Linked DNA regions of Homo sapiens: region 2 is linked to region 1. Evidence: chromatin contacts called from ENCODE Hi-C or POLR2A ChIA-PET data. All regions are on one chromosome and are shown on one strand. The core of a region is the stretch at or near the end of the contact, and the rest is flanking DNA. Distances in the headings are between cores, read along the strand shown.

Evidence for each region. A loop is a pair of places that touch in the nucleus more often than their neighbours do. ChIA-PET counts read pairs that join two places held with the same protein, here RNA polymerase II (POLR2A). Pooled maps may share reads with other maps.
Region 2: a loop to region 1 is called in a pooled map, with 2.9 times the contacts of the local background. The contact joins two enhancer-like sites. A Hi-C loop is called at or near these places in 5 of 168 maps with a recorded cell type or tissue (PC-9, breast epithelium, endothelial cell of hepatic sinusoid and 2 more) and 6 of 50 pooled maps. POLR2A ChIA-PET finds 5 or more read pairs at or near these places in 3 of 52 experiments (PC-9, Panc1 and activated CD4-positive, alpha-beta T cell).

What each region holds. Positions count from the first base shown.
Region 1 is chr7:151,663,103-151,667,958 of GRCh38, reverse strand. The region is part of intron 4 of PRKAG2 (protein kinase AMP-activated non-catalytic subunit gamma 2); the gene reads left to right. Among named protein-coding and RNA genes, the nearest start is that of PRKAG2-AS2, 140 kb to the left of the region's middle. Within about 2 kb of position 2,403, at least 10 of the 41 ENCODE cell types and tissues checked have a DNase peak (open chromatin) inside an H3K27ac peak, as active enhancers do.
Region 2 is chr7:151,703,507-151,708,362 of GRCh38, reverse strand. The region is part of intron 3 of PRKAG2 (protein kinase AMP-activated non-catalytic subunit gamma 2); the gene reads left to right. Among named protein-coding and RNA genes, the nearest start is that of PRKAG2-AS2, 100 kb to the left of the region's middle. RefSeq lists a silencer at 3,600-3,791. Within about 2 kb of position 2,447, at least 6 of the 41 ENCODE cell types and tissues checked have a DNase peak (open chromatin) inside an H3K27ac peak, as active enhancers do.

The DNA of each region.
Region 1 (4,856 bases), core at 1,154-3,653:
TGCTGCATAGCAATAACCTCCCCAAAACTTAACATAACCACCATTTACTTAACTCACAATTCTGTGGGTCAGCAATTTGGGTGGGCATTCTTCTGGTCTTGACTGTGCTTATTCATACTACATCTTTGGTCACCTACCAGGTTACTTGGGGACTGGCTGGACCAGAGTGACCTCGGCAGGAACAGCTAACTTGTCTCAATTCCACATGGTCTCTTTTCCAGCAGGCTAGCCCCAGCTCGTTCAAATGCCTGTGACAGGGTTCCAAGAGAGACAGAAGTATATGCAAGGTCCCTTGAGGCCTAGGCTCAGAACAGGCACACGGTAGTTCCTCCTATCCAAGGTAGAATCTGTTTCCTCCTCCCCAGATCTGGGTTGGCCTTATGATTTGCTTTGGCCAACAAAATGAAGCAGAAGTGGCAGTCACATTACAGAGGGAGTGGATACAGGAAGAAGTGGAGGATTAGGCACACCTCTATCTCTACCAAGACAATCTACCTTATCACTTGGTTTCAACAGCTAGGTCTGCAGTTGAACACATGATGTACTAGATAGAATCTGGAGGTTCATTTGGCTATTTTTAGATGGTTGACAGCTCTGAGAATAATCTTCCTGTAAAGTAGATTGTTGCGGTTTGCATCCCCTCAGATACAAACTCTAAGAAGAGATTGGTGTGCAGGATGTTTATCATGAAGTGCTCTGAGGATTGACACCTGTGGGAGAAGGGAAGGCAGGAAGATTGGGCAGAGGGTGAAGTTGTGATGCAATGCAGTCTCAACAAAGGCCTCAGCTAACCCACAGGGAGGACTAAGCTGGGGCGGCTCATCAGAGTTATCCCAGGTTGGTGCAAAGAAACTAGGCCTTTATACTCTGACACCAGCCAGTCAGTAGACGACAGCTGTCCTGGGCAGGGAGCTGACCTTGGGCAAGGCAGCTCTCTTTAGCCAAGGGCAATCCCGGCTAATAGTTGAAGGTTGTCAGTTGGCAGGGTTCTCAACAGCTGGGAAAATACCCTTCATTTCTGAAAGGGGATCTGGGTAGTGCACCATGGAAAATACATGGGATTTTTCTCCCCTTCATTTTTAAATTTATGGTACCAAAATCCTGACAGGAGAAAATAAGGGCTGTCCTATTTCTTCTTATTATATATTTAATATATAACTAAACTAAAGGGAAGGCTGCAGGATGGTTGGTTAGGACTGAATGAAGAAGTTTCATTAGGCCCAGGCAGGGAGGAACTACGGCCCCTTGCCAACAGCCATCACTAGCTTGCCAGCCATGGGAGGGCATACCATGGAAGTGGATCATCCAGCCCCAGTCAAGCCTTCAGATTAGGCAGCCCCAGCTATACCCAACTGAGAGACCTCATAAAAGACCATGAACCAGGATTGTCCAACTGAACTGGTCATGAATTCCTGACCCACGGAAACCATAAGAGATACTATATTAGTTTGCTGGGACTATCATAACAGAATACCACAGACTGGGCAGCTTAAACAACAGAAGTTGATGTGTCACGGTTCTGGAGGCTGGAAGTCCAAGATCAAGGTGTTGGCAGGTTCAGTTTCTCCTGAGGCCTCTCTCCTTGGCTTACAGAGGCATCACTGTGCTTTCATCCTTGGCAGCTCCTCTCCTTCTTTTAAGGACACAAGTCCTATTGGACTAGGGCCTACCCTATGGCCTCACTTAATTACCTCTTTAAAGGCTCTGTCTGCAAATACAGTCACATTGGAGGTTAGGGATCCAGCATATGAATTTTGGGGAAACACATAACACATAAATTCAGTCCATAACAGATAATAAATTATTGTTGTCTGAAGCCACTGAGTTTTTGGTGATTTGTTATGGATCAGTAGATAACTAATACTTGTTTCATCCGGTGTGAGGGGAGGTAGCATAGCTCAGTGAATTGAGCCATGGATAATAAACTCAAGAGCTTTGGGTTGTTTTTAAAAATGGACTGTCTTTTGCCATTCAGTCAGTCTCCAAGACCCCTAGTTCTCCTATTATGAAAATCTGGGAGAAGATCACTGACCAGTCTTTCAAGGTTGTTATGTGAAATAATTACCTTTTCTTTCAAAGATAGAAAGGCACTTAAAAAATCTATAAATATCTCAAATCGCTTGACATTAAGGAACAGTTAAAGACTTTATATGCACCACTTTGCTCTTATATTCCTGACTGCCATTTTAAATACCCTTACAACCTCATCAGGTCTTGATGTTAAAGCTGTCTGCCCAGAAATGGTAAACTAGCAGCTCTATAGTCTGTGACTCACAACAGATTAGATACTTTAAAAATAGTTTGGAAAAATTTCACATTGGGTCAAGGAGTAGGAGCTACAGAGAGAACTGATTCTCAGCGGGATTGGTTATCACGAGAGCTGGCGCTTAGACAAGTGCTGCCTGTGTGCTGAAGAGACAGGCAGAGTGTGTCTATTCTCCCAGCTGTCAAAAAAATATTATAATTGGCATTCTTCCTATGTTCCTGCACTGTTGGAATCATGACTCAATGAACAGAAAGAAGGCAGAGAGAGAGACACACACGACTGGGAGCGTGGCCCTTTTTTCTGAGCAGTGGCCGGGGTCTTTGGGATTCTTACTCATTCTGTTCCCCAGGGTAGCTGAGCTCCAAAGAAAAGCTGTTGGATCTTTTTAATGTGATAAACTCCCTGCCTCTGTCGTCTCCCCAGGGACCCATGAGGGGACTCACTTGTTCAGTGGTCATTTCCTATCTGCTTGGCACTGTCCTAGGCACTGAGCACTCAGAGACAGTTGAGATCATTCCTCTCTTTGAGAGTCTCCCCAGCAAAAAGGGGGTGCATCCTGTAGAAGCAGAACTCTGGAGCTAAAGCCATTGAAGGGTGCATCCTGCCTCTTCACTCACGGGGCAGCAAAACTAACAGATGAAATACCTACTCCTACAGATGCACAGATTGCATGGCCTTGGATTAGCATCATTTTGGTCACAGGGATGCAAGTGTAGGGTGAAAAATGGAAATGTCCAGTAGTGTATTATTTTGCTCTCTTGGTTGATAGAGTTCTCAAGATAAAATCTGCATCCCTTAACCATGACGATGGCCACTTTAGGGTTCATATTGAATTTTTCCATCCTAGAGAGGCAACCCTGCCTTCACCTGGGTGAGGCCAGGGCTCAAATATTGGTGTTGTAGAGTTGAGATGTTCACTAGAGTGAATCACAGGTAACCTACATATAGCACCTCTATTGGGAGGCAGAGTGCACCGTGATTATCTTTTTCCCTAACTTGGGCTGGCAATGTCAATAAAGGACATCACCTAGGTATGCAGTAGACCTTAAATATGTGTATTTCTTGTCTAAGAAACCATCATGATAAAACTGTCACCAATTTCAAAGCCAGGGACAGAAGCCAGTTGCAGAGGGTTGCAAAGTGAGTGTGAGATGACAAAGTAAGGGTGGAGGATGTGGACAGCTTTATCAAGAAGCTTGGTGTGAAGAGGAGATGTGAGTGAGGGCTTGGCTGGAGGAGGAGGGGGACCCAGGCAGGGAGGGCACCTCTTTTAAAAGATGAGAGTGACTCGGCATGTCCCTGTGCTAATGGGAAGTTCCTGCACCTTGGATCCCACTGTACCCGGGCCTCTGTTAAATGGGAATATCGGATTTATCTCACAGGGTTGCTGTGAGGCTCAAATGAGATAAAATTGTGTAAAGTTACTCCCCCAAAGGCTCAATGGCTAGCAAACGCTAAAGCCAAGATTTGAACCAAGGCAGCTGGGCTCCAGAATCCGTGTTCTCAGCATGGTTGTCCGTCACCTCTGGAGAGATCCGAGATTCTCAGCTGATCCAAGGTTGACGCAGCATCTTAGCTCATATACCTGATTAGGGGTTTGGCACATGGTGTCTCATGGGTCAAGTCTGGCCCACCACCTGGTTTTGTGATTAAAGTTTTATTGGCACACAGCTACGTGCATTCATTTATTTATTGTCCTTGCCGTTTTCATGCTGCAACAGCAGAGTGAGTTGCTGCAACAGAGACTATATGGCTCACAAAGCCGAAATATTTCTATCTGGGCTTTTTTCAGAAAGTTTGCCAATCTGTGACTAATCTGTGCCAGAGCTTCCCTTTATACTGCTAGCCAGTTGCTTGTTGGAACATCCAATGCAAAGGGGCAGATTGAGTCTCATCCCCAGAAAGGCAAGGGACAAACAGTAGTGCTTTGCCTCACTAAAGACGTGGAGTGCATTCCACTGGAGAGGGCAGTGGAATTAGTTATTTGTCCTGCCCTTAAGGAGGATCAGACTGGCCACTAAGCTGGCAAAGTGGGCCAGACGTGGTGGCTTACGCCTGTAATCCCAGCGGTCTAGGAGGCCGAGGTGGGCAGATCACTTGAGCCCAGGAGTTCGAGACCAGCCTCAACACGGCAAAACCCCATCTCTCTTAAAAATACAAAAAATTAGCTGGGCTGGTGGTGCACGCCTGTAGTCCCAGCTACTTGGGAGGCTGAGGTGGGAGAATCATCTGAGCCTGGGAGGTCGAGGCTGCAGTGAGCCATGATTTTGCCTGGGCGAGAGGACTGAGACCCTGTTTGAAAAACAAAAACAAAAAGAAAATGTTGGCCAAGTGGTAAATAATCCAGCAGAGTTAGGACTTGAAGATTATACTCCTTGCCTTCAGAGCGTTATAGAATTACACACTCTGCTTTTGGGCTGATTGAGGAGATTTGGAGTAACATAAAGTGAAGGTGGAAGGGTCTTTGTTCTTCCCCTTAACCTCCTTGAGTAAGGAAGGGCTGCACATTTGAAGTGGCACAGACAAACAGCATAAACTTGCCCTTCCCTCCCTTGCCATGATTTCCAGAGGAGGGACTTGTTCAGATTTG
Region 2 (4,856 bases), core at 1,198-3,697, 40 kb before region 1:
GTGCCCCACTGGACGATCATTCTGAGGGCAAGGCCTGACACCAGGAGTTATTAGAGTCCCGAGTTCACTAATGCGGCCTTTCAGAGTCTAGTAAGCCAAAAAAGAAATAATAAGATTCATCCGACTTTCCTTTCACAATACCTCACAGTAGCTGGCTGCATGGAGAGTTTAGGGTAAGAAGCAATTGGAGGTTTGGAGCCTGACAACCCTGGGTTCAGGTCCAGGTCAGCCAAATGTTGCTGGGCAAGCCCCTTCATCTCTTCCTACTTCCATTTCCCCAGCTTTCAACGGGGACAGCGCCCCCCTTGTGGACAGCGGGGGCCAGTTCACACCCAGTGGTCATGTCCGGGGGCCTTTGCAGGTGGACAGTCAGCATGTTTTCTCTGTGCGTCCTCCCCTGCCCCGTCTGGGTTGGGCCGAGAGTTCTCTGGGTAGATGTCCACCATGTTCGCTATTGGGCTTTCCTGCCTTGGGGCCGGTGCTGGCTCATGCCTGGGCTTTCTTTGGCCCCGGTGGCCCCGGGGTGAGTTGGGCACATCACGGGCTCTGTGGCTATTCTGAGCCCCCTACTGACGTAGGCCCAGCTCCCTGGCTGGCCGGTTTAACTTGGTTCTTGACCAGCCACTCAATTATTTTTGTGTCCTTTGTTTGCCACTGCAGCAGTGGTGAGGACCCAGTTCTCCCTCAGGACTCCTTCTGGAGATGAGGTGGTGACATCAGATGGCTGCATTTGGCTTGGAGAACTGAGTCACCTTCGGGAGCACCCCACCAGAGAGGAGAGCGGGTGATGGGTGCGAGCCAGAGAGCCTCTGGCCTTCAAATTCCCATTCCTCTCCCCCAGAGCCAACAGTGTGACCCTCCCGAGGTTTGGGGAGCTCTGGAAGCTGAAATGCAGGCTCAAGGGCGGGAAGAAACATTTCTAGGAATGTCACTAAACGGTCATTATATAGCAGCTTCTCCGACCACCGTTTAGTAGGAGGGACCTGCTAGGAATTTGCAGCCACACCTCAGCTACCCTGCTCCACACTCCATTCTGGGGACTGCCTTATCAGGGACTTGCCTTATTGAGGTCCCCTGCTCACCTGTTGAATGAATGGGACACTGCTGTTCATTCTCCTGCTGCCAGGATGCCGTCTAGCCTGGACAACGGCAGCTCAAGTTTGGGCAGCGTCGGAGGGAGGAGGACTGGGTTTCATGACATGGTCCAGTTGCTATCCAGGTGCTTGGACTTGTCCTCTGACCAGGTGTTAAATGTCCTGGGGACTTGTGGTCCCCTGTGAGCATTTCCTTCTGAAACTGAGACAGGGCTGAGCTCAGTAAGGCTGGGGCACCCAGGACGCAGCCGAGGGGGAAGGCCTCCTCTGCATGACTGCAGGCAGGTCCGAACATTTGAGGCTGACGTTGGGTTGGGCCAGAGGCACCCTCTTCCCTCATGGTAGACGCCTCTGGAGGGTGTATTTGAGTGCCCTACTCCATCTAGTCCCTGGCCAGGCCAGGTGGCTCCAATTGGGCTGAGATGCATGGGGAACCACCGTGGCCTCCGGCTCAGGTTGGAGAAGCAGAAGCCATTGCCGGAACGTATTCTAGACTCAGGCTGTGTTGAGCGTTTGCTGAAGCTGCTGTTACTGCCACAGCTAACGCCTAGTCTGGGAGACAGCCAAAATGGGTTTGCATCTTTCCTTTGAATACATTCCTTGGAAGAAAGTCAGAAGATTTCAGCTTGAAATTCTATAAAAACCATCATTTGCATTTCCAGTGCACACCTGCTCAAAGCAGGAGGCAGGTCAGGGTGCTGGTTGCTCGTACTCTGGCTTTCTGCAAGAAGCCTCGTGGTGGGAGATCTCGGTGTCTTCCTGGGACTTAATCTTTACAGCAAGGCACTGTCCCAGGTGGGGAGATAGTCCTGACCCTTTTGGGACCCTAGTTTCACAGTCTGGGAGATGAGTTGGATGTCTTGGAGAATTTGACTTGTTAAAGGCAGGGCGAGGCAGGAGCCTGACCTCCCAGTCCTGGGCTATGAGTGGGTCTCTCTGCAGCCTTGATTGCAACTAGTCATTACCACCTAGGAGGAAAGATTAATTTCTCCTTTGGTGCTACAGGGCAAAGAGGCAGGAGGAGACAGCAGTCAGGAGCTTGGTCTCCAGAGCCAGACTTCAAGGCTTGGCTGGAGCTCTGACTGACACCAGCCAGCTGTGTGGCCTTGGGCATGTCCCAGGGTCTTCTCTGTGCTGCATATCTGCTGTGCTGAGTCACACTGAAGTTGTGTTACCTAACCTTTTACTCCGGGAAGCATTTTCAACATGCTTTGCAGGGTACAACATGGTTTCACATACCTGTCGTTTCATCTTAACCCTGATGAGCAAGACTCAAGAGACCCAGGCTCCTGGCTTGAAGTTCTACCCTCAACAACAGTGAACTTGGGAGTTGCAGGTGCACAGATGGGGGGCGGGGGGATGTGAAATCATAAAACATGTGTAGGAATGTCAAATAAAACGCAGCGGGTGAGATGAGATCGGCTAAGAAGGGCCACTTATGAGATTTCTACAAGGAAGTGCCACCAACCTGCAGAGGGCAGTGTAAGGAGGAGTCAACACTCTTGCTCTAGGAGGGGACCCCAGAGCCTGGAGAGTTAAGCAGGGAGACTGAAATTAATTTGAAGAGCAGAGCACCCTCCAATCGAACACCCTGCTCTAGGAGGACCTTAGTGAGCTGATCCTGGACAAATAGAATTGCTTTCTTTATGGGCCTTTGGGAAAACTGTGCTTACCTCTCACGTCTCTTTCTCTCTGAAAAGACGTAGCCCTCCCCCTATCTGTCTCCCTAAGGAGTGTCTGTCACAGACAGTCGGCTGTCCCCTCGCCCAGCTGTGTGTGATAGACAGATGCTTGCAGCCAGATGCCGGCTGCGTGTTCGGCATACCGGGGTGATCCTGCTTGGGACCGAGTGCTTGCCAGCCAACTTTCCCGGCTGGATTAATTTCCAATCCATGTACATCTGTGTGTGTGTTTTACAACCCGATTGAGAAAAGAGAAAAAACACCATAATCCCTTGTTTCCTTGGTGTTGCTCGAGAGGAAGTGGGCTTATCAGTAGGAATGAAAAGGGAGCCTGATATTCTCAGCCAACTCTGAGACCAGAGGGGTTTCCAGAGCAGCTTGATAACCTGAACATTTTATCCTGTACGTTTCAGACACCAGGCCTCTGTTCAGAGCAGCTGGAAGTATAACTCAATTGCATTTACGTTTTATCAGAAGGTTGAAAAATTCTCATTAACTTGCTAATCGTCAAAAATGTGTTCAGCATTTGGCTGGTAATTTCAGTGGTGTCTCCTATAGAAGATAGTATCTGACACACCAAAGAAACCTCATTTCGTTCATGGCTGTTTTATTCCCGTTGCTGAGGCTAGCAGGGGCAGGACTTTTAAGCGCTAACATTTTGGGGACGTGGTCTGTCCACTAAATCATAGGCTTTGTAGTGGTTACACTTGGGTTCAAAACCTGCCGCACCGCTGAGCAGCCTCGCTCTCCCTGTGCCTCCCTTGGCAATACTCACTCTCTTTCTCCAAGCCGTGGCGCCCCGGGAGGCAGAGAGTTGTAAATCCCCACCCGGTAGGTGCCGCGTGGATTGCAGTAGATACGCAGGCCCAGCACATTGTAGGTGTTCCACAAATGCTCAGACTTGGGCCCCTCCCCTTTCCTCATCTCTCTATAATGTCTTCTGTGCTGAATAAATACATTAACTAAAAGCAAGCAGCAATTCTGGGGAACATATGTATAGAATGTTCATACAGCATCATTTATAATAGCCCCAGAGTAGACGCCGCCCAGATGCCCATCAGCAGTCGAAATGGTAAACACATGATGGTAGATTTGCATAATGGAACCTCCTACAGCAATGTGGAGAAACAGTCTATAGCCACATGCAGCAGTGTGGCTGCATCTCACAACCAACACTGAGCAAGAGAAGCCTGAAGCAAAAGAATACAAAATGTGCAGCTCTGGGTCACAAAATACACAGCCAGGCAAAACATATGATGCTAGAATCATGAAGATTAGTTAGAAAGAATAAGACCTACTATTTGATAGCACAGTAGGGTGACTGTAGTGAATAATAACTTAATTGTATATTTTAAAATAACTTAAAAAGTGTAATTGGATTGTTTGTAACTCAAAGGATAAATGCTTGAGAGGATGGATATCCCATTCCCCGTGACCAGCTTATTTCACATTGCATGCCTCTTTCAAAACAGCTCAGGTACCCCATAAATATATACACCTACTATGTACCCACATTTTTTTTTTTGAGACAGAGTCTCGGTCTGTCATCCAGGCTGGAGTGCAATGGCGCAATCTCGGCTCACTGCAACCTCCGCCCCCCAGGTTCAAGTGATTCTCCTGCCTCAGCCGCCTGAGTAGCTGGGATTACAGGCACCTGCCACCATGCCTAGCTAATTTGTGTGTGTGTGTGTGTGTGTGTGTGTGTGTGTGTGTGTGTGTGTGTGTGTGTGTGTGTGTGTGTTTTCCAGTAAAGACAGGGTTTCACCATGTTGGTTAGGCTGGTCTCAAACTCCTGACCTTGTGATCCACTCACCTCAGCCTCCCAAAGTGCTGGGATTACAGGCATAAGCCACCGCGCCCAGCCAAAAAAATTTTTTTAAATAGAAAAAGAATGATGATGATTATCTGAGGAGGCAGGTGGTGCCTGGCAGGGAGATTGAAGGGGGCTGCCATGTGGGTAGTAACATTCCTTTCCTTCTCTGGGTGCTGGTTACATGGATGCATGAACTTTGTGCAAATTTGTCAAGCTGTACACTCTCAATGTGTGCACTTTTCTATATTATGCTCCATAAAACATTTT